Linked DNA regions of Homo sapiens: region 1 is linked to region 2. A link is an interaction called in ENCODE POLR2A ChIA-PET data of the cell type or tissue named here. Cell type or tissue: Panc1. All regions are shown on one strand. Links, peaks and the distances in the headings refer to the core of each region. The heading gives the core; the rest is flanking DNA. Region 1 overlaps CFAP300 (cilia and flagella associated protein 300). Region 2 overlaps YAP1 (Yes1 associated transcriptional regulator).

Evidence for each region. ChIA-PET counts read pairs that join two places held together with the same protein. Peaks named below come from ENCODE experiments on the same cell type or tissue, not always from the same donor. Only the 100,000 strongest peaks of a DNase experiment are listed, where the experiment ranks them.
Region 1: POLR2A ChIA-PET joins it to region 2 with 18 read pairs; 2 of 35 experiments call an interaction of 5 or more read pairs at or near these places.

Annotation. Positions count from the first base shown.
Region 1 is chr11:102,069,625-102,085,921 of GRCh38, reverse strand. CFAP300 (cilia and flagella associated protein 300) reads right to left here. Exons shown (of 7, transcript NM_032930.3): 5 at 9,877-10,049; 6 at 4,641-4,707; 7 at 1,368-2,851. The coding sequence ends at 2,723. Among named protein-coding and RNA genes, the nearest start is that of CFAP300, 30 kb to the right of the region's middle. RefSeq lists an enhancer at 1-141. In Panc1, for the core only: no CTCF peak of the experiment used is centred there; no DNase peak of the experiment used is centred there.
Region 2 is chr11:102,216,979-102,233,275 of GRCh38, reverse strand. YAP1 (Yes1 associated transcriptional regulator) reads right to left here. Exons shown (of 9, transcript NM_001130145.3): 7 at 9,524-9,654; 8 at 5,695-5,807; 9 at 1-3,574. The coding sequence ends at 3,336. Among named protein-coding and RNA genes, the nearest start is that of BIRC3, 92 kb to the left of the region's middle. In Panc1, for the core only: no CTCF peak of the experiment used is centred there; no DNase peak of the experiment used is centred there; H3K27ac peaks cover 2,663 bases.

The sequences.
Region 1 (16,297 bases), core at 4,228-12,227, 150 kb after region 2:
AAATGCTGCCAAAGAAATCCCTGGAGTCCGTGCTCAGGACCTCTACGTTCTCTGGGGCCTCCAAAGAGGAAAAACCAATTTTCCCATCTCTTCAGTCAATTAATAATAATCTATACAAAAGCAATTCTGGCCCCAAGAAGACAGCTTTTTACATTATTATGCAGACAGTTAACTGTTTCTCTTTTTTTTTCTTCATATTTCCTCAGTAGAGAATGCAGCCAAAATTCATGAGCACTTAAACTATGTGCCTGGCATCATTCAAAGACCAACATATGTATTAATTAATACAATTTTCCAAAAAAGGGAACTTATGAGGTAGTCCTATTATTATTATTATTATTATTTATTTTTATTTTATTTTTTGAGATAGAGTCTCGCTCTCTCGCCTAGGCCGGAGTGCAGTGGCGCGATTCAGCTCACTGCAACCTCCGCCTGCCGGGTTCATGCCATTCTCCTGCCTCAGCCTCCTGAGTAGCTGGGACTACAGGCTCCCACCAGTACGCCCAGCTCATTTTTCTTTTTTTTTTTTTTTTTTTTTTTTTTTTGTTATTTTGTTGTAGAGATGGGGTTTCACTGTGTTAGCCAGGATGGTCTCGATCTCCTGGCCTCGTGATCCGCCTGCCTTGGCCTCCCAAAGTGCTGGGATTACAGGCGTTAGCCACCGTGCCCTGCGAGGTAGTCCTATTATTTTTTTCCATTTTATAGAAAAGACAATTAAGGCGCAGAGAGTTAAGTAACCAGCTCAAGGTCACACAGCAAGTAATGGCAAATTAAAAAATCCAGGCAACCTGACAGCCCAGCCCAAACTCTTTATCACTACTCTATTATGCCTTATAATACAGATAATTTGCATAATCACAAATGAGTCATCAAATGATTTTTCCAAAACAATGGAGCAATCTTTCCTCAAAGGTCCTATCTACCTCCACCTTTAGAGCGGAGAAAAAATAGTGGCAATTCCTCAGTATCACTTTCCCATCTTTCGCCTCTGGACTTTCATCCAAGGGCCAAGCCCAGAGTACCTCGCCACATCATGTGCTCCCTTCAACTGCTGTTCTCTTCCATTACTGATATCCCACCAGTCTTTCCATAGAAGCCAGACTAAGCCTATCTTAGTTCAGAGTGATCTCTTCTATCTCTGAATTCATGCAACAATCACTATTGGTAGTCACACTCTTAAAGATTACCTTCCTAAATAGGTTTATAGGGAGTGTATGTTTCCCCAAAGTAAACTGCCCAGTGCCTTGCACAGAATTGGTATTCAAAAAGAATTACTGATTGGCCACTTGATTGATCGAAAGGGTCTCCAGGTCATAGGGAACTGTGAGGTAAGCAGCAAAGCTGGTAGCAAACAGACATTTCAGTTCTTGATTTTATGTTTTTATGTAATTTAAAAAAATCTATGGGTATTATGAGGATATCTAGAAAGTAGTTATTCATTCAATAAACATTTAATATGCCAAGTCATTGTGTTAGGTATTAGAAGTAAAACATACTCTTTCTCCTGAGCTCTATACCCAAATTGCCAGCTGCATTCCAGATTCAAATCCAGGTTCAAGTCCAAGATTATCGTCTTTATCCCACAACACAGAAACACATCTTTCAAACTTGCTCCTCCTCAAACCTCAACATTTCTTACAGGCTTCCCATGACCCATGGGATATATGTCAATGATTTTTGCCATCAAAATAAACCAAAAACAATCTAGGTTATACATTCATTCTATGAATGAAATAAGGAACAGTACTAAGATAACCTGCTTCTCACTCTTTGAACGACTTACTAATGCCATCAGGCAACTTTCTCTGTTTACATGTAGCTCTTGTATTAGCCGTGGGACAGCTGCAGTTTTAATTTATTATGTGATACAAGAGTTTACAACCACTTTCAGAACCTTTTTTTTTTCTGAGACGGAGTCTTGCTCTGTTGCCAGAGCTAGAGTACAGTGGCACAGCCTCGGCTCACTGCAACCTCACTTCCCGGGTTCAAGTGATTCTCTTGCCTCAGCCTCCTGAGTAGCTGGGACTACAGGCACACACCACCACAGCCAGCTAATTTTTGTACTTTTGGTAGAGACGGGGTTTCACCATGTTGGCCAGGATGGTCTCGATCTCTTGACCTCGTGATCCGCCCGCCTTGGCCTCCCAAAGTGCTGAGATTACAGGCGTGAGCCACCGTGCCAGGCCCCAGAACGTTACTTCTTTACTGAGGCTTATAAGTGGAACAAATGAAGCAAAAGAATTGTTATGCTTTGCCTAGCTTTACAGATGTAAACGCTTGTGCAATGAAGAAATGTAATTAAATGAAACAAGTTAAATAAACTAACAATTCATATTAATGATCAGTGGTAGACATGTTTAGTTTTCTGCTACATTTTCAATCCATAATTAATTAGCTTATAAATTAAAATACATGGAAAATTGAGGATTCACTTGAATCACAATGCAACAAATATGAACTAGATTTCTAATTCCTTGTAACTTTCTGTAAAAATTCCACAACTTTTTTGGTATAGATTTTATTATGGATGAAATTTGATCCCCGGTTAGTATTCCACACAAATTTTTAAAAAGGCATCTTGGTGTTTGCTTTCTTCTGCTCTAAGTAGGCTCCTTACATTTTTCTTGAATTAATTTGCAAAGTATATGTTTATCTATAAGTTAGTATTAAGATAGAAAAATGATAAATACAAAATAGTAGAGGTACATAATCTGAAAGAACATTAAGACATGTCTCCCACACCATAACAGTGGTATAAAACATGAAGGTGACGCCTGATAGGATCCACAATAAAGTAAGAAAATGTCTGTTCATGATTCTTTGCTGAAGGATAGCACATACCAGCAGAATCCTGAAAAAGACAAACCTAAATTATTATTATTTTATTTTATTTATGTATTTATATATTTATTATTATTATTTTTTGAGACAGAGTCTTGCTCCGTCGCCCAGGCTGGAGTGCAGTGGCGCGATCTCGGCTCACTGCAACCTCTGCCGCACGGGTTCAAGTGATTCTCCTGCTTCAGCTTCCCGAGTAGCTGGGATTACAGGCATGTGCCACCATGCCCAGCTAATTTTTGTGTTTTTAGTAGAGACAGGGTTTCAGCATCTTAGCCAGGCTAGTCTTGAACTCCTGACTTTGTGATCCACCTGTCTCGGCCTCCCAAAAGGCTGGGATTACAGGCTTGAGACACAGCACCCGGCCAATCCTAAATTAGTTAGTATACAACTACATTTAAGTGATAATCAATATATTTGCCTATTATGTATTTTCTGTCAAAACAGGAAACATGGATAAAATCTTTGACAATAAATTGGCAGTTAATTAATGATTTAAAATATTTATGGACAGCACAGTCTACTATGATAGGAATACATATGTACTATACTTACATGCATAATTTTTGTCTTTAAGGAATTTATAGTCCAAAGACAAATCCCATCATTTTAAAAAAAGTGCTTTTAAAGTGCTAATATTGCAACAATTTTATATTTAGCAATTTTCTATCTTTGTTTTCTCTTTTTTTTTTTAAATTTTTTTTGGAGTTGGAGTCTTACTCTTTTGCCCAGTCTGGAGTACAGTATTGGTACCACCACAGCTCACTGCAACTTTTGCTTCCTGGGTTCAAGCAATTCTCATACCTCAGGCTCCCAAGTAGCTGGGATTACAGGCGTCTCCCACCACACCCGGCTAATTTTTTGTATTTTTTGTAGAGATGGGGTTTTACCATGTTGGCCAGGCTGGTTTTGAACTCCCGACCTCAAGTGATCTGCCCTCTCAAAGTGCTGGGATTACAGGCATGAGCCACTGCACGGGGTGGGGACTATGTTTCTTTTGTTTATCACTGTGACTTAGCCCAGTACAATAGCTGATACACAGTATATATTTAATAAATACTTGTTAAGTGATTGAATGAAGATACTTAGAAACTGCTTCGAATGTAATAATATCTTTTGTATAATACTGAAATTCAAGTACCAGATTCTATGTATAAAGACACATTTATGGCATTCTTTTTTTTTTTTTTTTTTAGATGGAGTCTCGCTCTGTTGCCCAGTCTGGAGTGCAGTGGCATGATCTCGGCTCACTGCAACCTCCGCCTCCCAGGTTCAAGCAATTCTCCTGCCTCAGCCTCCCCAAAGCTGGGACTACAGGCGCGTGCCACCATGCCCGGCTAATTTTTTGTATTTTTAGTAGAGACGGGGTTTCACAGTGTTAGCCAGGATGGTCTCGATCTCCTGAGCTCGTGATCTGCCTGCCTCGGCCCCCTAAAATGGGATTACAGGCGTGAGCCACCGGGCCCGGCGACATTTGTGGCATTCTTATTTATCTGCCCTATAAATGATGGTTTGACAGACTAAGAGAACTGTGTTCTACTCTATCTGAGTCACAGATTTAGCTCTAAAATAAGTAGGCAATGTTATTAGATACAGATGACAGAAAGGAAGCCAGGGAAAAAAGTTCAAATTGTTCTCCAAACAAAAGCATACTCTATCAACTTTTAATTTTAACAAAACTCTAAATAACATTGTCTTTTCTCCTAGGCATAACATTGTCCTGATTGTTAACTCCAGTTGTAACAACTCTATTAATAAAAAGTAATTAAATTCTTTGGTTGCAAAAGTTCTCTCACACTTACATAAGCTGAAACTTTAAAGACAGAAGAGGTAATCTGTATTTTCTTGGTTTGAGGATTCTTTCGAACACTAAAAAAAGGAAGAAAAGGTGCTTTTAACATATAATAGGCATTGGCATATACATTTAAGTAATGATCCCTTTTAGTATTTAAGTGTTCTTATTCATATAGAACATGGAAATACATACTATCCAACTAAGTGGTTTGAAAAAATGGCATCTGAGGCTTCATTCAAGAATGGGCAAGGTCAACTGAATTGAAATAGCAGAAAATTGAATCTTACAGTTAGAAGGTTTAAGGTCAGTCTGAGACTCAGATGATGAAATTACCTTCCCAGGCTACAGAGACAATTATTGGATGAATAGGGATTTGTAAAAATCAGACTGAAGTGTAAACAGCCATACGGGGTAGATAAAAGCATGATAGACTGAAGACTTAAACAATGTAAATACAAATGCTAGTTCTTTCACTTTGAGTAGGATTAACCTTTCTGAGACTCAATTTTCTCATATGTAAATTGGGAATAATATGTTCCTTTTAGTATATGAAAATCAAATGAGATAATGTATATAAAAACTATTTGTGGGCCGGTCGCGGTGGCTCATGGCTGTAATCTCAGCACTTTGGGAGGCCTAGGCAGGCAGATCACCTGAGGTCGGGAGTTCGAGACCAGCCTGACCAACATGGAGAAACCCTGTCTCTACTAAAAATACAAAAACATAGCCTGTAATCCCAGGTACTCGGGAGGCTGAGGCAGAAGAATCGCTTGAACCTGGGAGGCGGAGGTTGCGATGAGCCAAGATTGCACCATTGCACTCCAGTCTGGGCAACAGGAGCGAAACTCCATCTCAAAAACAAACAAACAAACAAACAAATCCCAAAAAACCCCAAACAACTATTTGTTAAATTATATATTGCTAAGTTATATCATATTAAAAATAATTTTTTTCAGTAGTTTTCTTTCAGTTACTCTCCCCACAAAAGATTTCCTATGGCAATATGTAGTGAGAAAGCAAACTAAGGATTGAGAAAATAAGCTACAGACATATATTTATAATTTGTTACATATATATAAATAAATATACACACACTTTATATTTATAATGCCTTACAGTTTGTAAAACATTTTTTACACAATTTTTAACTTTTTATTATTTTTTATTTTTGTAGAGACAAAGTCTTGCTATATTGCCCAAGCTGGTCTTGAAACCCTGGCCTCAAGAGATCCTTCTGCTTTGGCCTCCCAAAGTCCTGGGATTACAGGTGATGGCCACTGCACCCTGCCTCCAAAATACCCTTATATACATGACCTCATTTAAAGATCACACAACTCATTGAGGTAGGCATTATTTTGTCAATTTTATGGACAATATAACTAAAGAAGCTAAATGCTATAATTAAGATAAGCTAAATAAAAGTGGTATTTCTGGGAATAGAATACAGGTGACTCAGAGTCCAGTCATCTTTCTGTTACACCTCAGCTGCTCATCCCAGACCTATACACTCTATAAATATTTAATACATAGGTATCAAAGGTATTATTAATGTGTGACATGTATAGGTAAAATTTAAAGAAAGATACCCTCTTCTCTACTTTTTTAGGTGTAAGTATTGCTTCTCCATCTACTACATATGTAAAAGTAATTGGAAGAGGGAGAGAAGAAAGAAGAGGAGGAGGAAAAAGGAAGACTCAGTTTGAGCGGTGTGTGTGTATGTATGGTTGAGCTTGTGTACCTTTTGGGGATGACCAGCCATAGCCATTTCAGGGTTCAACAATCTTAGGTGGTTTTCATCTCTACTAGATATTTCATTTAGACTTAAACCCAGGATTAAATTGATTTCCAAATATTTCTATGACATAGGTCAAGTTCATTTTCTTTTGATTTCTCTATTGCTTAACATACTGCTTAAAAGTTGAATACTACTTTTAAGATTTTGTGCTTACCCAAGGGATGACTATAACCACTATATATAAAATACTTTGCATACACCTATATAATCACCTAGGTCAATATAAATAACATATCTATGGTTATATCTAATTCTAAGTATTGATCTGTGGGTGGTTATATGGTATAAACATACATAAAGATTCACCAAATTGTATGTATATTTATGATTTATTCATTTTACTATACATAAATTATTTCCGTTTAAAAATCTGAGGAAAGAAAAAACTTTGTAAAAGTGTTCATCAAATCAGTTTAGAGGAAAATTTAGTATTTGATATCAGAACAATCACTTAACACATATAAACATGTACCACAAGTATATCGGCCGGGCACGGTGGCTCACACCTGTAATCCCAGCACTTTGGGTAGCCGAGGTGGGCAGATTGCCTGAGGTTAGGAGTTCTAGACCAGCCTGGCCAACATGGTGAAACCCCGCCTCTACAAAAAATACAAAAATTAGCTGGGCCATGGTGGCATGCGCCTGTAGTCCCAGTTACTGGGGAAGCTGAGGCACGAGAATTGCTTGAACTCGGTAGGCGGAGGTTGCAGTGAGCCGAGATTGCACCACTGCATTCCAGCCTGGGCGATAGAGTGAGACTCCATCTCAAAAAAATAAAAAAAAACAAAACAAAAACAAGTAATTGTTTTAGAAAGAAACCACCATTTGTACATTATTAGACGTTAGTTTCTAATAGAAAGAAATCATATTATTCTGTTGCCTCTGATCCTACATTAGTATTACTTTAAAATATCTCTAAAATAATTTGTCTAATTTTTTATAGGCCTAGCAAGAAAGTACAGTTATCATCTGTCCTATATCTCTTAAGAAAAAAGGAAAAGGAAATATAAAGTGATATTGATTAGTGCTCTATGGTGTTCTACTAATAATTGCATTATATCAGATCTTTATCCATCACTAACTCCATCCTCTGATAACCATGGTTTTTAAGGATAAAGAAACATAATTTCCACATAATATTTTTTAAAAGTGTAATTATATTAATGGTTTGGACATAATATAGTTGTTTCTTGTCAATGTCATTTGCGATTATTTCTGAGGATCAGTCCCATATTGACTCTAAACTCTGGGGTGTCCAGACTATTCTAAGTAACTCTGCACATTTTAAAAAACAAGGACCTGACTGGGCGCGGCGGCTTACACCTGTAATCCCAGCACTTTGGGAGGCTGAGGCAGGTGAATCACCTGAGTCCAGAAGTTTGAGACCAGCCTGGGTAATATGGTGAAACCCTGTCTCTACAAAAAATATGAAAAACTTAGCCAGGTGTAGTGGTGTGTGCTTGTGATCCCAGCTATTCGGGAGGCTAAGGTGGGAGGACTACGTGAGCCCAGGAGGCAGACGTTGCAGTGAGTCGAGATTGTGCCACTGTACTTCAGCCTGGGCAACAGAGTGAGACCCTGTCTCAAAAAAAATAAAAAGATAAAAAATAAATAAAATAGGCCAGGTGCAGTGGCTCACGCCTGTGATCCCAGAACTTTGGGAGGCTGAGGCGGGCAGATCACCCGAGGTCAGGTGTTTGAGACCAGCCTGGCCAAAATGATAAAACCCCGTCTCTATGAAAAATAAAGAAATTAGCCAGGCATGGTGGCTTGTGCCTATAATCCCAGCTACTTGGGAGACTGAAGCAGGAGAATCCCTTGAACCCAGGAGGTGGAGGTTGCAGTGAGCTGAGATCGCGCCACTGCACTCCAGCCTGGCCTGGGTGACACGGTGAGACTCCGTCTCAAAAAATAAATGATTAAAATTTAAAAAATAAAAAAGGTGTGTTTTATAGGACCTGTTATAATGGATGAGGAAGAAAATATTTTAATAACATTTTTACCCTTTTGTTTGAGTTAGAGACTCCTAAAATCACACGCTGTAGTGTGCTCCCAACATGTACAAACATAAGGGATGGACTGTGCTAGAATGGATTAGCAATAATATTTATCTGCAAGGGCAGGTTAGACACTGTAAAGCAGTCATACTTTTTCTTAGCATCCAAAAATGTAGAAGAGAATCACAGGTGAGAATCTGGAGAAGGGAATGTTGGGAAAAATAGCAGTTTCTTCAATGTGTAGGTTCTAAACTTATTTCTACTTCAAATATCTCCAACACAATCTCCTCCTCCACAGCACACAGTAGTGAGGAATTCCACAGGTTCATGTGGCGGATGGGGTACAACGCGTTGTGGTAGTAGTGGTAGTAGTATGTGTGTACGTGCATGAGTGCGTGTGTGTGTGTGTGTATGTGTAGGGTATACAGAGAAGTATCTTCAGGGAGTGCTAGAAGCAGTCTAGCAGGTTTACATGAACTTCAAATAATTAGGACAGTATGTTTGATATATTAATAGGTATGTGTATGCTTTTTCTGAAATTCTGTTTCTAACATATCTTCTTCCAATAATCTGTATGTGTTGACAATAACTTGTTCATTAAAATCACAGAGAGATTATAGAAACATTTTTCTGTTTTTAAAACCATAAAATAAATTAATTGCATAACTAAATTATGCAGTTTGCTGTATAGCTATATGACACATGGAATGGATATGAGAATTAAGGTGTTGAGTATAAGTAAAGTAACAATTATGAGTCCAATGAGAAGCTAATTCTTGTTTTCTCCTATTAAAGTAAAATTATATAACTAACTTTTAAGATCTTTTGCTTTCTATTGTTTTGCCTATTAAGATGATCCAATATCTTCATAACTGAAAAACCCAACCAAAGAACATTCATTTCAGTTAAAAGAAAGGTACAAATAAGAAATTTGTAAGGTTTTAATTCTCATTTGATCTTCAAAAAGAAAAATGCTACTAGAATACTTCAAACTGCATAAGCACTGGGATTAATTTGAAAAGGTAAAGATTACACCTACGTGAAAATTCTTCCACTTCTTTGGAACAAAGGTAATAATTGTTTTTACTATTAGTTAAGCAAACTCAAACATCTGGAGGGATCTCTTGTGTTCCCTTCAGATTTAAAAGGAGGCTTGGTAAGAAAAAAAGAAGGCTTGGAAGATGGCAGTTTGTAACAGGTCTGAATGAGGAAAAAAGCAGAAGAGCTAGATGAAGAATGAGGGGACTGAGAACTAAATGAGAGAGAAATCCAGAAATCTTTCTATTCTGGAAGAGAGGGGGAAGGTTATGAGAGGGGGGTAAGGGTAGAGCTTTTTATATGCTTTGGTTGTTAATATAACCACTGAATGATGTTGTGTAATTCCATCAAGGTTAAGCAAATAATTTATTCTATTAACTAGAGATTTACATATTGTGATCTAGCAACATTACCTCACCAGATCCTTATAGATAAGCTTTGTTGTTTCCAGATATGGGCTAATCACATCCTCATATTGACAAAGGGCTCCACCAAGGCAAAGATGTTTGAAAAGACAAAACAGGAACTCTTCTCTATCTGGTTGGCTGAATATTTCATATTTTTCTGAGTCTTCCACTAGCAAAACCTAAGACGATAAAATTCATCTTAATGTAACATAACTCAAGATTTTTACTTTTGTTTTCAAAGGTTTCATTTTATAGACTTAAAAATAATCTTACACCTATTTTAAGAACCAATCTTGAGTCAACTGAAGAGAGTAACCTGTAATCTGCATTTATTTGCCTCTATTTTATCATTAGGAACTGACATTCAATGAAAAGAACAAATCAAAATTTAAAACACAGTGGCTAAGTCTTCCCTCCTTCCACTTTATTTCTTTTTTCTAGTTTATATTTTTAGTAATTGTTTTAGTGTTATGTCACCTCAAATCTTATTTGGAAATAAATAGGAGCATAAATAAATGAGGACACTTCTCCATCCCATAAGGCCTCCGTCTTGGCTTCTACCCAGAGACTAAACGGTCATTTTCTAAGCTCTCTCCTCTTATGGATTTTGGATCACGATTGTTCTTACTCCCACAAGTACTCCTTTTTGAACCATTCAGGTGCTGGAGCCTCATATCCAGCTCTCGCTTTCCTGCTCTCATCTAGTAAGATCACTTCACACATCACCTATTGACACTGACTCTTGCTCTTCTGAGGTCTTGCTACCTCATACAGAAAGCAGAAAACTAGATCCGATGTAGGGGATTTTCTTATGCCATTGGGAAATACAGACCACTGATTCATTTATCGATTGTAGTGGGTATAAAAAGGTGACCAATGTAAGATATAACATATATTTTTTCCACTGGATTGTTTATATCCTACCTACTTTATTTTTTCTTTTTTTAGAGATGGAGTCTCACTATGTTGCTCAGGCTGGTGTCAAACTCCTGGGCTCAAGTGACCTTCTTGCCTCAGCCTCCCTATTTTAAAAATAGAATGTGAAGGCTGGGCATGGTGGTTTGTGCCTATAATCTCAGCACTTTGGGAGGCCATGGCAGGAGGATCGCTTGAGGCCAGGAGCTTGAGGCCAGCCTGAGCAACACAGTGAGACCTCATCTCTACTAAAACCACCCCCCAAAATAAGCTGGACGTGGTGGTGAATGCCTGTAGCCCTAGTGAATCAGGAGGTTGAGGTGGGAGGATTGCTTGAGCTCAGAAGATGATTGAAGCTGCAGCGAACTGTGACTGCACCACTGCACTCCAGCCTGGGTGACAGAGGAAAAAAAAAAAAAGAATGTGAAATAACTAAAAGTAAAATATAGATATAATAAGACCCAAATAATAAAGGACAAAAAAACTATGGTCAAGAAATAAAGTGGAAAAAAAAATACATATAAACAACTTTACATGGGAGGGATGTCAAGATGGTTGACTAGAAGCATCTGGCACTCACTTCCTGAACAAAGTAGAACCAAAATAGCAAGTAGATAATCACACTTCAAAGAGGGCATCTAAGAGAGAATACTGGAATTCAACAGAGAGGTGACAGGAAACACACAAGCACAGAAGGAGCTGGGATTGGCTGGGAGTCTGGAGAGGCTTCCCAATGCAGGAAAATGGTAAGTGAAAGACCCCAGCAGTCTACATTTCTACTGTGGACTCCTGCAATCCTCACCATGGGAGAGCTCCTCAACCCTCATGGGCCCAGAGACTAGTAATAGGCAGCTGCCTGGAGACCACACAATGGCACTGCTCCAGAGAGGAACTCATGCTGGCTCCCACCACCCCTCCCCCACCTCCAAGTCCTAAGCAGCTGCAGGATGGCACCATTTTGAGAATCCAACTCCTACCGGACTGCATCCTTCCTTGGGGCCCAAAAGTCCCTGCATCTCCACATCCCTAGAGCCCCAATGACATCCCCAAATGTCCACATGGACTCTGCATGGTGTCTTGTACCCCAGGGAATGAGTGACGCAGTACACTGAGGAGGCTGCCCTTGAGACAAAGGGAGACAAAGTATGTGTTCCCCAGAGCCTGAAACCCACTTACCTGGGGCCGCTGTCACTGATAGCAACCTTGCCACCACCAGCAGGAGGTCTACCACGCACTTGCATGTTCCCTGAAGATGGGATCTCCCACCCACAGCTGAGGGGCTGAAACATATGCCACTGGCAGCAACCTTGTACCCCCCATTCCCTTGGTAGCAGGGCCACTACACACTTGCATGTGCCCTGAAGACTGGCTCTCCCTACTGTTGCTGCCACTACTGCCATGGCCACTGTTGCTGGGGGCTGAAATGTGTGCTCTCCAGAACCCAAGAGCCGCCTGCCAGTGGCTGCAGCCACTGACAGCAACCCCACCCCACCCCATGCAGCAGGGCCACAGCTCCCTTGCACATGCCCTCAGGATGAGCTTTCTCCACTCATTGCCCATGCTGCTTCCATCTGAGCACTTTGCTAGGGGGCTTGAGGATCACCCTGCCCAACTCACAAGAGGATCCGCCTGAATGTACCACTGGAGGACCTGAGGACAGCCCCTCTGGCCTGGCACTGTCCCCCATCCAGTGCCCAAGCACACCCAGGACTCTGGGGTTTGCCCCGTCCCCTCCACCACTGCTGACATCTGGGTGCTCCTCTTGGGGATCTGAGCACAGGCCTACTCAACTGGCTACCACCATAGCAGCTGGAACCCACCCATACTTGCTCCCTGGGGGCCTGGGGATTGGCCTGCCTAGCACATCACAGCCACCACTAATATAAGTGTGTATTGCTTGGGAACCCAAAAGTTGTCCCACCACTGCTACAGCCATCATCCATTTAATGCACACTGCCTGAGGACCCAAACACACATCCACACACCCAGCCCACCACTAACACTGCTGGCACATGAGCAAGCTGCGTGGAGGCCCAAGAATCAGCCTGCTTGGACCTGCTAACACCACTGCCTGCCTACACTGCTCAGGGGCCCAAGGACAGGTGTGCTTTGGCCAGCTGCTGCCACTACTGGGGCCCAAAAACTGGCCTACCTGTCCCCAGCAAAACCTCACCCCAGCCTCTACTAACAATTGCAACCTAAGCCACTGAGGAAAACACAGACACCAGTGATGCCAAGTACACCTGAATAAATCATATGGAGACTACACTACTGCATACACCCAGAATCAAAACCAAAATGCTCTACCCAACGAACACCGTAAGTACATCTTCGGGAAAAAGTCTTCTCCTAAAAAAGCCAATCCAATAAATTCAAAGAAGTGACTAGATGCACAGATATTAATATAAGGACACAAGAAATATGAAAAAGGAAGAAAAGATGACACCTCCAAAGGAACACAATAATTCTCTAGCAACAGATTTAATAAAAAATAAATTTATGAGCTATAAGAAAAAAATTCAAAATAATGATATGGCCAGGCATGGTACCTCACACCTGTAATCCCAAAACTTTGGGAGGCTGAGGTGGGTGGATCACTTGAGCCCAAGAGTTTGAGACCAGCCTGGGCAACATGGTGAAACCCTGTCTCTAGTCCTAAAAAAAAAAATTCTCTCAAAAAATTAATGATATTAAAGAAGCTCAGTGAGATACAAGAAAGCACAGATAAAGGATACAAAGAAATCAGAAAAACAATTCAGGATATGAATGAGAAATTCACCAAAAAGATGGATATCATTAAAAAGCACCAAACAGAAATCCTAGAACTGAATAATTCAATGAATGAAATAAAAGATTCAATTGAGAGTTTCAACAATAGACTACATAAAGCCAAAGAAAGAGTTTCAGAACTTGAAGACAGGTCTTTTGAAGTAACCCAGTCAGACAAAAAAAAAAGAGAAAAAGAATGAACAAAGCCTACATTACATATAGGATACCATAAAGCAAACACAGTTTTGAATTATGGGTGTTCCAGAAGGTGAAGAGAAGCCCAAAGGCATAAAAAAAATCTATTTAACAAAATAATAGCTGAAAACTTTTCAATTCTAACAAGAGATTTAGACGACCAGATACAGGAACCTTAAAGATCCCCAAATAAGTACAACCCAAAAAGGTCTTCTTGAAGGCACATTATCATCAAACCATCAAAAGTTAAAGAAAAAGAATTCTAAAAACAGCAAGAGAAAGAGAATTCTAAAAACAGCAAGAGAAAAGTGTCTAGCCACATATAAGGAAACCCTCAATAGACTCACAATGGATTTCTCAGAAGAAACCTTACAGGCCAGTAGAGGATGGGATGATTCAAAGTGCTGAGAGAGAAAACAAAGAAAAAAACTAGCAGCCAAAAATACTATACCCAGCAAAATTATCCTTCATAAATAAAAGAGAAAGTATTTCCTAGACAAGCCAAAATGGAAGGAATTCATCATCACTAGGCCTGCCCTGTAAGAAATGGTTAAGGGAGACCTATACCTGAAAGCAAAATTTGAAAACACAGAAAGGATTCAAATATTGCCACTAAAGAAAACCACCAAACCCCAAAGATAAACAAAAATAGAAAAAGGAACAAAAGATATACAAAATAACCAAAAAAATTAACAAAATGACAGAAGTATGTCCTCACATATCAATAATAACCTTGAATATAAACAGACTAAATTTTTCACTTAAAATGTGTAAACTGGCTGAGTGGATTAAAAAACAACAACAACACATGATCCAACTAACTATATGTTGCCCATAGCAAACTCACTTGACCTGTAAATAAAACAGTAAAAAGGGACTAAGAAACTCATTATATAATGCTAATGGGGTCAATTCAGGCAGAGGATATACTATTCTAAATATATATGCATCCAACACCAGCAGACATAAATATATAAAGCAAATATTATTAGAGCTAACAGAAGAGACAGACTCTAATACAGTAATAGTTGGGAAATTCAACACCCCACTCTCCACATTAGCCAGATCATCTAGACAGAAAATTAATAAAGAAACACTGGATTTAAACTGCACTCTAGACCAAATAGACATCTACAGAACATTTCATCCAACAGTTACAGAATATCTATTCTCATCAGCACATGGAACATTCTTCAGGATAGACCATATGCTGAGTCACAAAACAAGTCTCAACACACTTAAAAAATTGAAAACATACCAAGTATCTTCTCATACTGCAATGGAATAAAACTAGAAATCAATAACAAAAGAAATTTTGGAAACTATACAAATACATGAGAACCAACAACACGTATTCCTGAATGACCAGTGAGTAAATGAACAAATTCAGAAGAACAATTTAAACTTTCTTGAACAAATAAAAATGGAAATATAATATACCCATGCCTATGGAATATAGCAAAATTAGTGCTAAAAGAGAAGTTTACAGCAAAAAATGCCTACATCAAAAAAGTACTAAGACTTCAAATAATCTAATGATGCACCTCAAGAAACTAAAAAAGCAAGAACAAACCTAAGTTAGTATAAGGAAATAAATACCAGAGCACAAATAAACAAAATAGAGACAAAAATAAATAAATAAACAAACAAACAGGAACTCCAGATGGAGAAAGGCTATCAAAATTGTACATTACACTTAACACTACCATACAAGGGTAAAAGGAAAATACAATGAATTATACAACAATCACTGTCTAGTAGCAAGTGCACTTAATTATGAAAATTGATTAAGCTCATTCACAGTCTCTACAGAAAACTTACCAACAGGTCTTTGCATATAAGAAGTATTTAAAAAACTCAACTCTATGGTGTTGTCCATACACAGTTTATTTATAATGCCTTGATGAAAACCAAGGTTAGGTATGTCTAGGAAAATATAGGTAAGGGAAAGCAGTCCATACTTAATTGCTCTCTGGGTGTGCCACATGTAACACTTGCATATCTCCACTTCCTTCCTTCCTCCCTCTTTCCCTCCCTCTGTAAGAAAATGATGATGTGTTATTGAGGCCCATGTTTGCAACTATCTGAAGATCTGGCTTAAGAGAAAGGTGAATAAAGTACTTAGGAATGAATAGTTAACACATTTCTTACATGAATACTCTCATATATTGAACTGATTAGGCTGTGCAATTTTTGGGGGGTGGAGGAGACAGGGTCCCACTCTGTTACTCAGGCTGGAGTGCGATGGTGCCATCTTGGCTCACTGCAGCTTCAACTTCCTGAGTTCAGGCAATCCTCCCACCTCCGCCTTCCAAGTAGCTGAGACTACAGGTACACGCCACCATGACCAGCTAATTTTTTTTCTTTTTTTAGATGGAGTCTCGTTCTGTCACCCAGGCTGGAGTGCAGTGGCGCAATCTCAGCTTATTGCAACCTCCGCCTCCTGGGTTCAAGCGATTCTCCTGCCTCAGCCTCCCTAGTAGCTGGGATTACAGGCGCATGCCACCATGTCTGGCTAATTTTTGTATTTTTAATAGAGTCTGGTTTT
Region 2 (16,297 bases), core at 3,593-11,592:
TATATATATATATTTGACAAGTGTGCATTAAAGAATTCTCTAATATAAAACATTTAAAATGTGGAGAATACTTTTTCAAGATACAGAAAACAATTGTTATGATAGGCACACCCACAATTCTTATAACAACATGCTTGCGAGGATAAAATCCACCTGAGCACTCATTTCTCAGATGTACCAACGCTAGAAAAGTGTTAAGCACTGAATATTGCCACCCACTTTTGCAATGTTTGAGTTTCAACACTGATTGGTATGAATTCTGAATTACACAATTAATTACTGTTATTTTTCAGTCTTTCTGCCATGTTCCATATAGAAGGCATGTATTTAATATGAATACTTAACACAGCAACATTATTTGTAGCAAAGTCACTTCCCTGTGTTCATTTTTCCTTTAAAGGCACTACATTTAGAAAAGTTATTACAACAAATAGTGCTTTGGAAGATCTGAAACTCCAAATCAATGTGCTCCATCAACCATAAGTAGATCTAAGAAGCCCTGACTGAAAATAACACAAATGTAAAAAGTTGATAAATTTAAAGATTATAAAATTGGTTTATTGTAAAAGCAATTCAAGAATACCCAGTTAAAATCTTATCCCAATGCTACCCAATACAACCAAGAAGCAGTTAAGCACTTTTACATTAGGAACAAGGACATAAAACAAGAGACCACATCAAGGCTATGATTCAAACTCAAAAAGGGAAAGGACTCTTAGGTCTCCTTCAGGTCAGTACAGAGGGCATCGTAAGATCAAAGCACTGTGCCAGGTATCACAGTACTGCTACAACACTGAGGTATAACTGGGCAAATTAAAGTTGAGGGGTAAAGGAAGATCTCCATATTCATATTGTTTTGTGGGTGTACTTAGGTGACTGAAACTCTAGAACAGCTGCCTTTAATGGCAGCACGGTGTAAGACAAGTCTTTATTAAAGAGAAAGAAGTTTATAAAGTTCTCTATCAAGGTCCCCCTAAATCTTCACAACCCCCCCCCCAAACTTTCCCACCCTCCCCCTAAGCTAAAGCTAATCTGCTGATATATAAGATATAATCTTAATCTGTGGCTACTGGCAAATTATAGGCACTCCTTCCAAGTAGCTTTGATCTTCTGCACATTAAAAAAAATCCCAACAACATGCTATGTAATTCATATACCCAATTTTGCATTCTAGGTAGAATTTCATTACTACTCTAAAACTCCATCTGCAGTGGCCATTTCCCCCCAGACTTAATTCAAGATTTAATCTTTCTGCTGTTTTCTTAATAAAAGCCTTAGAGTCAATTATTATGAGTGATCAACCTATGAACTATTATATACAACACAGTGATTGCATTTTTTTGAGCACTGAAAGTACTTAAAATAAAACTTCTTACTTCCAACTTTTGCCCTCCTCCAAATTGAAGGGCCAAAATACTTAGATTTTGTAATTGGGGGGAAAAAAATCTATCTTCCCAAGCTGAGGCTTTTCATAGCAGCTTTTGCCAGGAGAAGAGATTTTATGCCTGTTATGAACCCTTGAAAATAAGGGCTTATTCTAGAAACATTGAAAGACCCTTAAAACACAGAGGTGCTAGCTGGTGCCACTTTAATTCACAACCAACTATTACTTCATAGCTTATATTGAAGAGTTAATTCATGCTCGTTTTGTTCCTTTAAAAAATACTCTTTGGAAACCATTATTACTCCTGTAGACACATACTCTAGTTACATCATCTCTTCCTGTAAAAATAAAGGTATAATCATGATTATCTCTATTTCTTTGCTAAATTCAACTACCAATATACATTTATTAATCTGATCACTTTTCCAGCTAACTCAAAACCTTATAGTATTCTATCCAGGGTCAATTTTCAGCATAGAAGTAGGAGCAAGTCTTGTAAGTAAGAACAATCTTGAAGGCAATATTTTAATCTAGTCGTTAATGTGTTCATTACAAATGAGAACTACAAACTAGAATTTACTTCCAAAACTAAGGCAAAGAAAACTTCCAAAGCTAAATGAAGGTAAACCACTATAAAGCTTATTTCTGTCATGCACATTATGAACCTACTCACTGAATTCCAATCGAGACTTAAAAATTAGTCCAAGGGAGAAAATAAAGCCATTTCTGGTTTGCTCCTTTCCAATTCATCAGATAATATCTACCGTATGCCCAGAGGGCGTGGAGCACTCCCCTAGGCACTATCCACAGTAATAGCTCTTTCTAGAACACTAAACTACTTCAAACATCTGCAGACTGCCCCAACCAGATTTAAACTACCAGTGAAATATAAACTACTAGTCATGTATTCTAAATGCATACAAAGCGCTACCATTTTAAAAATTAACTGGAAAGCAGGGAAACCTAAAAAAGGATACATTCCACTACCACACTATTATAAATGTTATGTTTGGGTGTGTGTATGTATATAAAAGAGAGAGCAGATAATCGAGATTTAAATAAGGTGGTAAAAAAAACCAGGAAATGAAGATTTTACCAAAACAACTACAATAACCATCCCAAGCTACAACTATTAACAGATTCACTAATATGGTCATTTGCCTAGGTTCCGACAAAACCAACCAACCAACCAACCCCCCCACCGACCCTGCCAAAAACAAAAAAAACAAAAAACCCAACAAAACAGAACAAAATGCACACCCACAAAATTATCCACCAAAATCTATATTAGAGTATGTGGCAATAATTAATATATTTATATGGAAATTGTCTCATGCCTTATAAGCTCCTAAAATAAAATCAAGGTCATTATGTGACTAATGATAGCACTAGGAGGAAAAGAAAATACTGAAAGTAAAACAGTCTTCAGCCTTGGTTTCAGCTATCTCTTCAAATCAGCATTAAGTATTTAATATCAGATATAACATTTTTGGCTTGTCAGACCAGTAAATCATGTTTTTCCACTGGACAAAGGAAGCTGAAGAAACAACTGTTGAACAAACTAAATGCTGTGACATGAAGCATCTGACTTCTAAGTCTGAGTATTTAGTTAAAATGATTGGTGAACATTTAACTGGGCAAAAGGAATGGCATCCATCATCCAAACAGGCTCACTTCCCCCAGCCCCCAAAATGAACAGTAGTTTTAATAGCAAAAGAAATAAAAAGTTTTTTTCTTTTGATTCTTTAGAGCCAACTGTGAAAGAGGTCAGCAATACATTAACAGCAGCAATGGACAAGGAAGAGCAAAATAGAGGATTAAAGTATCTTGCTGGACGTTTGTTCATCTTTTTCTGTATTAGCCTGAAAACTGCAACTGGCTTATGGAAATTTCCGGTGCATGTGTCTCCTTAGATCCTTCACAGATTTAGAATTCAGTCTGCCTGAGGGCTCTATAACCATGTAAGAAAGCTTTCTTTATCTAGCTTGGTGGCAGCCAAAACAGACTCCATGTCATTAAGGATGTCAGAACTCAAAGCTTCCTGCAGACTTGGCATCAGCTCCTCTCCTTCTATGTTCATTCCATCTCCTTCCAGTGTTCCAAGGTCCACATTTGTCCCAGGAATGGCTTCAAGGTAGTCTGGGAAACGGTTCTGCTGTGAGGGCAGGGTGCTTTGGTTGATAGTATCACCTAGTGGAAACACACAGAGATAACAAAGTCCTTTTTGAAAAGCTAACATCAGGGCTGTATCATATGAGCACAGAGAAATGCACAGGGAAAGAAAAGCGCTCCTGACTGACCTAAACTGATACCTAGAATTTATATCAGGTCAAACAACTCACAGATAACAAAATAACAATGCCAAGTTTACTTTTGCTTCAACATTGTTCAGATATCCAATAACAGCTTGATTGCTATTATGTGCTGAGCACTAAAGGAGTCATGAAAAAAATAAAAAAGCCCTTGAAAAATTATATGCAGCAGCGGGAGAAAGAACAAGTACACAACACGACAGCATCACTACCCTGTCTTCCAGATAAGCACCACCATAATAAGACTAAACATAAACATGAGTGGTATAGACCTACCTTGGCCTTAAATATACTTTGGGAAACACTAAAATAGAAAGACTGCAAGAATACTTTATTCTACCCTTAGGAGATGCACCTTCCTAACAGCAAAACAAGCCTTCCCAGAGGGCTTTGAATAAATCCATCTTCCTAGCCTTGCTTCTAGGTTTCCCAAACTTACTTGGCCACAGAGCCTTTTTTGCATATGACAACATTAACACTCCTCAGAGCTTCAATAGAACATACTTTCAGAAAAACTAACATAAACCATTAAGTGCTACAGGGGTCTGGAGAAGAGAGCAATACAGATTAGAGGAGTAAGTAAAGGTGTTGTGTGTGAAATGGGTTTGAAGTGGCTCCTAAGGATGATTTAACATCTAGATAATCAGAGAGGAGGGGTAGTGTGGATTCTAGAAAGCATCAAAGCCAGGAGCTGGATGAATACAGGCACAAAAGCCTTGCTAAACACTTTCAGAATAGAAGCAGTTAGTGAAAGAGTTGGTAGCTAAAGAACAGCTTCATTTCCCTGCCAATTCATGCACTCTGGCAGTTGTCAACTCTAGGGCAATGGTTGCCAGGTAAGCCACAGGAGAAATGCTTCCGTAATTACCCCTGTGAGGCAGGTATTTCTTAGCTCCTGCAAGACCCCTGCAACTATTCTTTTTTTTTTTTTTTTTTTTTTTTTTTGAGACGGAGTCTTGCTCTGTCACCCAGGCTGGAGTGCAGTGGTGTGATCTTGGCTCACTGCAACCTCCGCCTCCCGGGTTCAAATGATTCTCCTGCCTCAGTCTCCCGAGTAGCTGGGATTACAGGTGCATACCACCACATGTGGCTAATTTTTATATTTTTAGTAGAGACAGGGTTTCACCATGTTGGCCAGGCTGGTCTTGAACTTATGACCTCACGTGATCTGGCTACCTCGGCCTCCCAAAGTGCTGGGATTACAGGTTTAAGCCACCGCACCTGGCCTTCTGCAACTATTCTAACAAAGTAAGTGAGCCCCACCTCCTAGTCTTTCCCACCTGGTTTCCTGAGCCCCATAACACTTAAGGTGGACCAAAAACTCTTAGAGAAAAGATGAAGACAAACACTGAATTACATGTAGACATCTCTCAAAATTAAGGACACTAATCTATAAGGAGAGAGATGTTCTAACAGGGTTGTCAGTTTGTCCTGCCAATTAAGATCAACATGCTAACATAAGTCATGTTATCAGAGTTTTATTCAAATAGAGCTAATATATCCAATTTATGATTTTTTTTTTTTTTTTTTGAGAAGAGGTCTCATTCTGTCACCCAAACTGGAGTGCAGTGGTGTGATCACCGGGGCTCAATCCATCCTCCCACCTCAGCCTCCTGAGTAGCTGGGACTACAGGCATGTACCATGACAGCTGACTTATTTTTGTATGTTTTTTTATAGAGATGGGGTTTCACCATGTTGCCCAGACTGGTCTTGAACTCCTGGGCTCAAACAATACACCCACTTTGGCCTCCCAAAATGCTGGAATTAGAGGCATGAGCCACTGCACCCGGCCAATCCATGATATATATTTTTTTAAACTAGGAAAAGACAAGTTACAAATCACCGTATAGAGACAAAGCAGGATCAATTTAATTCAAATTTACAGGATTTTAATTGGTTTTCTTCTGAATCATCTTTGCTTACAATACCTTATGAGACCTGGTGATAACATATCCCACTGTTAAGTCAGGTTACTAAGAGGAATAAAGAATACCAACCTGTATCCATCTCATCCACACTGTTCAGGAAGTCATCTGGGGTTCGAGGGACACTGTAGCTGCTCATGCTTAGTCCACTGTCTGTACTCTCATCTCGAGAGTGATAGGTGCCACTACATAAACATGACAGTTAAAGACCAACACAAAAAATTTTAAAAATCAATTCAAGGTAAAAATAAACACCTGCTGAGCAGCAACATAATTCTCAAAGAGGATTAGTGAAAATTCCTGTCCTGCAATGTCTGAAACAAGCACCCTCCCTCAGGGCCATAGACAGGGCTTGTGCTATGAAGTGAAATAGACAAGTTAATCCTAATTGAAGCTGGCAGCTCTAAGGAACCAAGATTTCTCCTAAGGTTCTGTGCTTGGTGACAATAAGGGACAAAAAAAGATACCCCCAGTTAGTTTTCCTGGCTGACAGAAAATTCTCTGCATCAGTATTCTCCTCTCTGTAATATCATTTGAATCTGGGGGTGCGGAGGAACCCATACAACTTACTTGTCCCAAGGCCTCAATTCTCCAGGTGGTGGTGGCACAGAGACGTCACAACACAAACTCCAGGTGGGCGAGGAGACAGGTCTGCACTAGACTCAAGTTAAATTCCTAGCTATTGTGCAGAGAACATAAGCCAAGGAAAAATCAACCCCAAATAAACCACCAGAATTCCTTTTAGGACTGAGCCAAAATAGGTGAGTCACTGCCAATAAGATAAGAATACTCGTGGCTTGATCTCCTTGCTTCTGTGTTTGGGCGGGGGAGGAAAAAGCCTCAAACACTTCAGTACGAAACGAAACGGGAAATCATATAGCTCCAGTTAAAGAAAAGAGCAAAACAAAAAACTGCAAGGCACATCCCTTGAAAATAAAATGACCCAACACAGATTTTCACTTTAGACTAAGTAAGGTTTCCCAGATTTACATTAAAAGTATGGTAAATATCCATTACCCTGAGAAATAGAACACTTTCCTAAGCTAGTAGCATCTAGACATCAGCTGGCATTCCCTGAGTTCTACTAACTCTACAAAATCTTAGAGAAACGCATAAAATCAAGGCAGCTGTTATTCTTCAATGGTCTGTGTGAGTGTGAACTTCAACTTTCTCTACGGCTTGTACATTTAATAAGCAGCTATTTAACTTACATAAAAGTTAAAAAATAAAAACAAGTTTAACAATTGCTCAAGGCTAAAAGCTCAGTCAATACCCCAACTGCCTTCCCTAAATGATGCAATGCATTTGCCTTGTTCTCTCTCTCCCCTCATTCTATATACTGCCATCACTGGTTTACTCTAATGCTTCTGCCAGATTTTGCCAAGGCTCAAAAGCCTCACACAGATCCAAGAAAACACACATTTGCCTCTGAGACCATTGGTATACAATGCAGCCATATATGAGAAGGCCTCAGGATGTGGTTTGTTTGTATTTTGCCTGCCCTGATCTGGGACAAGAGCCTGGTCCTAGTCATCACTCTATTCGGCTGCTAAGCATGGGACACACATCAGACATTTTAGTCTATTACTGAATAACTGAACTTACAGAGTTGCGCAGAGTTCATTCCAAACCACAGGGGAAGCACATGGGCATTCCTGAGGACAGAGTTTACAGGGCCATTTTCCTGGTGAGGAACTGCTCCCTGCAGAACCCCACTTCCTACAGGCCCCACTCATTCAGTAAACATTCACTGAGCATCTGCTACTACATGACAGGCATTAGACTAGGCTTTGAGGATAAAGAGGTTAACAATCACCACCACCTACAAACAATGTTTTGTGAGAGGCTCACAACTTCAAGGAGGGAAATGAACAAATATACTAATGAATCATATTTAGGGGCTATATGAACTCAGATGTAAGCACAGTGCTTTCAGAACAAACAGGGAGCTTAGAAGTAAAGGGTAAAAGTTTCATGGAGGGGGACATCTGAGTGAGCTTTGAGGGTAAAAGTAAAAGGGAACTAAGGGAACTCAGCATTACTACTAAGAGTCAATGCCAAGGCAAGTTGGGGCAAAAAGTATTTAGAGCTTAAGGAATATACATAAATCAAATAGTAAACAAGGGAAAAACCATCAAGAGGTTTTTTTGTTTGTCTTTTTGTTTTTTGAGACCAAGTTTCACTCTTGTTGCCCAGGCTGGAGTGCAACGGCATGATCTCGGCTCACCGCAACCTCTGCCTCCCGGGTTCAAGCGATTCTCCTGCCTCAGCCTCCCGAGTAGCTGGGATTATAGGCATGCGTGACCATGCCCAACTAATTTTGTATTTTTAGTAAAGATGGGGTTTCGCCATGTTGGTCAGGCTGGTCTCGAACTCTTACCCCAGGTGGTGGTCCACTTGCCTTGGCCTCCCAAAGTGCTGGGATTACAGGCATGAGCCATCATGCCCAGCCAAGAGTTGTTTTTTTTTTTAAAGAAAAAAAAAGTCAAAGTCAGATGTATGTTATTATTAGAAACTGGGGGTACTGCAGAGAATGCATATACAATTCTGCCCTTAGATTAGTAACACTGATTATCTGCCACTCTGATCTTCCCAGAAAATAGAATCTCAAATTGTAGCCCAGCTCTCATCAAAAGTTTTAAGAAAAAAAATCTTCATAAGTGACTGTCAGAAGGATATGCAGCCTATCCATTTTTAAAATGGTCTAATTTTTATCCCTGGGATTAATATAGCCCCTTCAACAAGACAGGTACTGGAATTACATGGATATGAAATTTTCCTTGTTGGAAAAAAAGTTCTGAGGCTATGCCTCTCTTAATTAGCCTCAGTTTAAGTCTAGAACTATAATCTTATATAAATACACTTACTTTTAGAACTTTAAAGTGTATGTCAGAAGAGTAAATACAAACTTAAAATACATTTTAGATGGTCTTCAAAATCAAACCTTCCAACTAGGCCACCAGTACTAATCTTAAAAACTGAGTAAATGGTGAATTCTATTGCACTAAATACTTTTAGCAGGATAAGATATTTTCTCTTGGAATTACTAAGTTTCCAATTCAATTGGTGAGAACTGAAAAGGTGGTGTAATAGTTTTCCTAGTGCAAAATACCTTTGAGTATTTAAGAAAGTGTGTTATTTAAATCAGTTAGAAAAGGAATCCAAAGCGTAAACTAATCCCATATTTTAAAAAGTTTGAAACTCCACAACCTAGAAGAAGGAATTTTAGTTAAATCTTAATCTTAAATGACTTCCTAGGCAAAGAATATGACCTGTTTCAGCTTACAGACTTCAAAATGGCAGTTTATGTAATATTGCAATCTGTCTGAAACCCAGGATTTGTGGTAACTCACTAAGAAGCATCCCTAAGCTATGTTATTTTCAAATACTGCCGTTAATCTTAGTGCATTTTTGAAAGAGGCACAACCTTACATTTTATCTCCTTGGACTATAGCCCTTAAGAACATGAGGCCTTACAGTGCTGCTGGGTGAAACGTTTTAGCTTGAATAGCTATGTGGAAAATTCCTTCCAGTGATCCTTATAATGCAATCCTAAGTAGGTTTAACATGAAATTCATTTGCTTTCACAGAAAGGCATTCACATGTTCCTTCATGATTCTGTAATTTTAAGTAACTGTTAGTCAACAGTATAGGCAGAAGCAAACACGTCATGACTTTGAATAAGTATCCCTTGTACAAGTCTGAACAGTTCACTTCCTCTCACAGGAGACAACTTTTAATCCTCAACTCTGCATGTACTTGCCATTTACAGAGAGATTCATTTACAGCTATGGTTTTTGGCCCACACAGATGTTCCAAATAGCCTATTACAAGCACTAAGCAGAATGATTTTAAAGCAATGATCCTTTTCAGATATTCACCAGTAGCAACTTTCACCAACCTGTTAAGGAAAGGATCTGAGCTATTGGTCGTCATTGTTCTCAATTCCTGAGACATCCCGGGAGAAGACACTGGATTTTGAGTCCCACCATCCTGCTCCAGTGTTGGTAACTGGCTACGCAGGGCTAACTCCTAATTAAAAATAAAGCCAAAGAGAATCAATCTACTGATTAACACATTTAATGTTAGGTTTAAAGAAATAAAACGTTCATCAGAGTAACCGTGCAGATAGATTAAAAACATCTACTTTAAAGTTAATACATTTCCCAATCAGAATGACCTAATTCTATCCATTTCAAATGACTAAAAATTAAGTTACATATATTTAAAGTCTGTCTAGTCATATTAACCACCCCCCACCCTATATACATTTTGCTACTTTGTTTTCTTTTTGTTATTTTCCTTACTCTGGAAGATACTCCCAAATCCTCCTTTGGGTTATTATAGAATGGCAAGTCTGGTCTTTAAAAAAAAATTCTTCTTTTTTTTTTTTTTTTTTTGTTCTTCAAGACGGAGTCTCACTCTGTCACCAGGCTGGAGTGCAGTGGTGCAATCTTGGCTCACTGCAACCTCCGCCTCCTGGGTTCAAGTGATTCTCCTGCCTCAGCCTCCCGAGTAGCTGGGACTACAGGCACGCACCACCACGCCCAGCTAATTTTTTGTATTTTTTTTAGTAGAGACGGGGTTTCACCATGTTACCCAGGATGGTCTCGATCTCTTGACCTCGTGATCCACCCGCCTTGGCCCCCCAAAAGTGCTGGGATTACAGACGTGAGCCACCGCGCCCGGCCCTAAAAAAATAATTCTTAAAGTTTGCTTTTACTCGACAACTCTTATATGGTTTTGTGTGTTTGGAACCCCCCGACCCCCTCCCCCGCCAAAAAAAAAGAAGTAGGAAGAATAGCATCTGATGATTTTACTATAAGACACCAATCCTTCCCCAACCCCCAACACTATTTCACACTTTGCTATTAAATGTCTCATTTTGACTTTAGGTTTTTCTATCCTGAGCTGGATAGAATATGTTCCATCCTCTAGCAGGGAGAGAGGAGGAAAATGAAAAAAAGACATCAGAAGTTAAAACACAAACCCAAGGCTTCTCCACCACAAACATAATATTTAAAATGGGGTAAAATTTCTTCAGGGTCATCCAACAATTTCTCAGCAGGATTCTCCCTGTAAACCTGAGCAAAGGCTGTAGGTTGCTACTCTGATGGTTGCAGAAGGCCTGCCTTCAAGGGCTTCCAAACCTCCCAGGTTTCAGCCTGTATTTGCCCAGGACCTCAAAAACAGTTCATCTCACTGTGACCCATCCGTAGCACACTCATTACTACTCTGTCCTTTTTCTCTCCTTTATCTGTTCACTGTTTCTTACCCTCCTAAGAATTTTCACTGTGCCTCTCCACCTATCGTAAACATCATCTCTACTAGACCATCAGCTTTCTTTCCCTCTACTTTTTGGGTTTGATTTGAAATACATACAGTTTCTTATCACAAAGGATACTGGCCTGACTCCGTCATCCTTCCACACAGCTTTCTGAGCCAAGTCTGCTCACTGAGGCACGGCCCCACCATCTCCAGCCCTCACCTCCACAATCGCCATGGGGTCCTGAAGTATGGAAAGCTTCTCCTAGCTCTACGCTGCCACTTCTAAACTACAATTCTCCTGCATGCAAATACCACTTATTTTTCTTTAGGTTTATGCCTTCTGGATATACCATCCTTTAAACCAGAGTTTCTTAACCAGCGGACCATGACAGAATTCAGAGAGTCTCTGAACTTCAATGGGGTAAAAAAAAAAAAATTACACATTAACTTTCGCTAAATTTGTCAACATTTTCTCCAATGTAGTATGCACCATTAGTATTCACTGTACCTAACTTTTCACCAATAGAACATATAAATGTTTTCATATCACATTGTAGTTGTTGCAAATATTTTAAAATACCATTTATGATCATTGCTATTTCAATGCTACAGTAGTTACGTTATAAGATGTGCTTCTAGATTTTTTTTTTTTTTAATCTTTTTGAGACAGGGTCTCACTCTGTCACCCAATCTGGAATGCAGTGATGCAATTATAGCTCACTGCAGCCTTGACCTTCTAGGCTCAAGTGATCCTCCTGCCTCAGCCTCATGAGTAGCTGCAGCCACAGAGGCACACCACCATACCCAGCTAATTTTTTGTATTTTTGTAGAGACAGGGTTTTGCCATGTTGCCCAGCTGGTCTCAATCTCCCAGGCTCAGATGATCTACCCTCCTTGGCCGCCCAAAGTGCTGGCATTACAAGCATAGGCCACTGCACCCAGCCTTAGATCTTGTTATTTATACATTAAAAAGAAGCACGTTATATCACAAGTTTCTATTTAATATTTTCTTAACTGTATCAATGAAATTCCTTTTCTTTTCAATCCTGTACTTTAAAAAAAAACAAACACCAATGTCCTGAGAGGGAACCTAGGGACTTGGCCAAATGCCAAAATTGTTTGCCTGTCTTCCCTGCAAGGTAAACTGCTTCTTGTACTCAAATTTACTGATCTCTTCGTTACTCCATCTTATATACGGGAAAATTCTGGAGTCTGGTCAAAGCCTCTTGCCACTCCAAGTATTCTCCATGCCTCTTAACATGCTTCAGTATTAAATGGACAATTCACTTAACCTGACAGCTTCCTGAACCTTCTGGATTCCAGTGACCTTCATCTCCACTCCACTCAAACACCCATTGCACAGCCACTAAGATCCTGTTATTTGAAACCAAACCAACTCTAAAATCTTAAGTCATGTTTTGAGACGATGATCAGTGTTTCTCTTCATTCCAACTGCATTCATCACATTGGAATTATGACCTCCATGCATAAAACCCATATAATAACCCATTGTTGAAATGCCGGGATCGCCTTTACACCGAAATGATACTGACCACTTCATCACTGTATTTCAATCATTAATTCCCTCAGTCATACCCAAGAACTGGCTTAGAAACTTCTCTCCCCAAAATCTTACATGCACTTATTTTACTTTCTCACATTTTTTTCTAACCAGTTCCTGCATAGACTCATGTCCACTCTACCAGCCCTCCAACCTCAGAGACTCCAGACCCATCTCTCCTTACTAGTCTAGTCTATTGGCTGTCTTTTGGTATCTTATTTTTTTTTCTCCTTCCCTACAAGCTTAAATTCATGACTGATCATTCAAAACAGCATAAGCACCTTTTAGATTCCTGATGTACATATAATTTTATCTCAGCCCAGCAAATCCCAACCCCAAAGCAATGCCAAAGTGTATTTGTTCCATTTTCATTCTGAGATTGCTGAGAAATGCTAAGGGAAAAGAAAAAAAAGAAATCACATAACTATCCAGAATGTTATCATTACAAATTAAAGGTCTTTGGTTTTGGATGGACCCTAGTACCACTTATTGGTTTTTTTGTTTTGTTTTGTTCTTGGTCAGTTGTTTTTCACATCCTCATGGTCACTACTCCAAATATGGCATACTATCTCAAGCCCCTATTCAGGGAAGTCCATTTCTTTTCTTTTCTCTTCCTCCAAATTTTTTTGTAGAGACAAGGTCTCACTATATGTCGCCCAGGCTGGTCTTAACACCTGAGCTCAAGCGATTGGCCTCCCAAAGTGTTAGGATTACAGGCGTGAGCCACCATGCCCAGCCAGTGAAGTCCATGTCTATTTCTTTTCCATCTACATTAGAACACTGAGGCCATTGGCTGGGTGTGGTGGCTCACGCCTGTAATCCCAGCACTTTGGGAGGCTGAGGTGGGCGGATCATTTGAGGTCAGGAGTTGGAGACCAGCCTGACCAACATGGTGAAACCCCGTCTCTACTGAAAATATAAAAAAATTAGCCAGGCGTGGTGGCGTATGCCTGTAGTCCCAGCTACTCAGGAAGCTGAGGTTGCAGTGAGCTGAGATTGCGCCACTGCACTCCAGCCTAGGTGACAGAGCGAGACTCTGTCTCAAAACAAAAAACAAAAAACAAAACAAACAAAAAAAACCAGGTCATCAGGTATAATCTTTGATTTTTCTGGCCCCTCTTGCCACCTCTTCCTGCTTGCCTCAAAAGTAACTTCATTTATACTCATCATCTTTTTAACTTTTCTTGCAGTCTTATGGGGATCCCTCTTATTTCTTTTCTATCTTCTACTTTTGACTCCTCCCATGCTCATCTTACAAAGTGAGAAGTGACTTTAAAACAGTGATACTACACTCATTGTAGTCTGTCTGTGGGAGGACACATCCTCTCAATACCATGCCTTTCTTCCGTATTATTTAAGACCTGGTGAAGGCACTACCTTTTTGAAGAAACTCTCCGTGGTGATCCCATCTCGATCTTGAGATTGGATTAGACACAGACATGTCATGTCTTTAACATCCTGAACACAGCACTTATCACAAAATATCGTAATTATTTTTGCTGTACCCCCTAAGGCCAGAGTGAATGAATTACTCTGGAGCATAAAACAACTTAAAATTCCTTGAAGAATTTATTTTGCTCTTAAAATATGAGGATGTATTTAACAATAAACTTTAAAATGAATAAAATTATAGACTCCAGAAAAGGCTGATGCCTAGGGTTCTGTGACAAACATGGGAGTATTGGAGAATATTCTAAAGACTCTCATTTGCTTTTTATCAAAGAAGGTATGCTCCTGTTTGTAGCACAAAACAAATATATAACACTAAACTGTAAGTCATAACTAAAATAACTGAATTGGCTATAATTTTCATATTATTTTTACAACTTTTTATTTTAGCCTTTTAAATAAAATTCCTACTTTTTATTAGGTTAAAACTAGTATCATGTGCAGACTAGACTCTCCATGTTCTTGCTGCTTTGAATTTGGCCACTATGTTTGTTAAAAGCCGTGAAATTTTTACTTTTTACTTCATTTAACAACTGAATTTCTATGTCAGCAGACACTGCAGAACCAACTATGCAGATTTATAAAGAAAGATAACTTAGAGATGTCAGTAAGCAGGGAAATCATTCCAAGTTACCTAAGGAGATATCCGACCCCTTGAAGGGCTATGGAAACACTCTTCTCATTAAACCTATATTTGAGCCATGACTAACAGTAACTAACCTAAGGATTCACCTAAATTAGACTTGAAAGAATCAATGAAAAAAAGACACTTTACTTACTGGTGGCAGGAGTGTATTATTAATCAAATAGGGAAGAATTTGGCATGAAAACAAATATAGTTAGCCTTTCATATCCGTAAGGCAACCAAGTATGGATCGAAATATTCGAGAAGAAAAATGGAAGGCTGTGTCTGTACTTAACATATATAGACTATTTTTCTTGCCATTATTCCCAATACAGAATGACAACACAGTTATAACAGTGTAACAGCTCTTTACATAGCATTTCCATTGTATTATAAGTAATCTAGAAATGATTTAAGGTATACAGGAGGATGTGTGTAGGTTATATGCAAATAGCATGCCATTTTATATAAGGGACTTGCTGGAACCAATCCCCCAAGGGATGACTCTAATGTAACAAGGCCAATGATACAAATAACATATATGCAGATTATGGATAGCATACTAAAGGTATAAATACTCAGCTGAGTTTTGAAACTTTTAGTTACAGGTGATTAGATATTCCAAGTAAATTTTGAAAAGCTTTTTGATATATAACGGATATACAATAAATTATAAAGTGCATAAATTGATGAGTTTTGACATGTGTGTACACCTGTGAAGCTGCCACTACAATCAAGATAATCATCCTCAGCCGGGTGCAGTGGCTCACACCTGTAATCCCAGCACTTTGGGAGGGTGAGGTGGGCAGATCACCTGAGGTTGGGAGTTCGAGACCAGCCTGACCAACATGGAGAAACCCCGTCTCTACTAAAAATACAAAAAATTAGCTGGGTGTGATGGCAGGTGCCTGTAATTCAAGCTACTCGGGAGGACTTGGGAGGCTGGGGCAGGAGAATCGCTTGAACCCGGGAGGCAGAGGTTCTGGTAGCTGAGATTGCGCCATTGCACTCCAACCTGGGCAATAAGAACGAACCTCCATCTCAAAAAAAAAAGATAATCATCCTCAAAATTTTCTCCCACTACTTCTCACCTCCCCTACTTCAACCTTCAGAAGCTAATCATCTGCTTTTTGTCATTGTAGATTATTCGGTATTTTCTAGAATTTTCTAAAATAAAATCATACAGCATGTACTTTTTCACTTAGTGTGATAATCTTGGGATTCATTCATGTTATATCCACAGTTCATTCCTTTTTATTGCTAACTAGTATTCCACTGTAGGAATATATTACATTTGTTTATTCATCTGTTGATAGGCATTTGGGTTATTTCTACATTTTGGCTTTGTGTAGAAACATGCTTTCGTTTCTCTTGGATACTCTAAAAATTTAAAAAAACCTTAAAAATATTCTAAGTGTTTCCAGACTTCTGACTACTTTTACTGCCTTTCTCATTATTTTTCTAAATGATGTGGACTAAGGCATCATTTTATGTAAGGCCAACATACCTTAACTTTCAAAACTACATAATCTTAGCATCTTTTTTGACTTCTGGGAAATTATATTGCTATTTACATGAGAGGAGAGAAATGTAGTAAGAAGGGCCAATGGCTTATGGCTAGGTCTTGGTTCCATAAAAGTCCACTAAATAAAGCAGGCAAACTCATGTTTTCTTTTATGAACCACCCTGCAAAGTTTCCTCCAGAACAAACTGGGACCCTTAGTTTTACTTACAGCGTAGATAGCTCTGACTCCAAATGTGTCCCACATTAG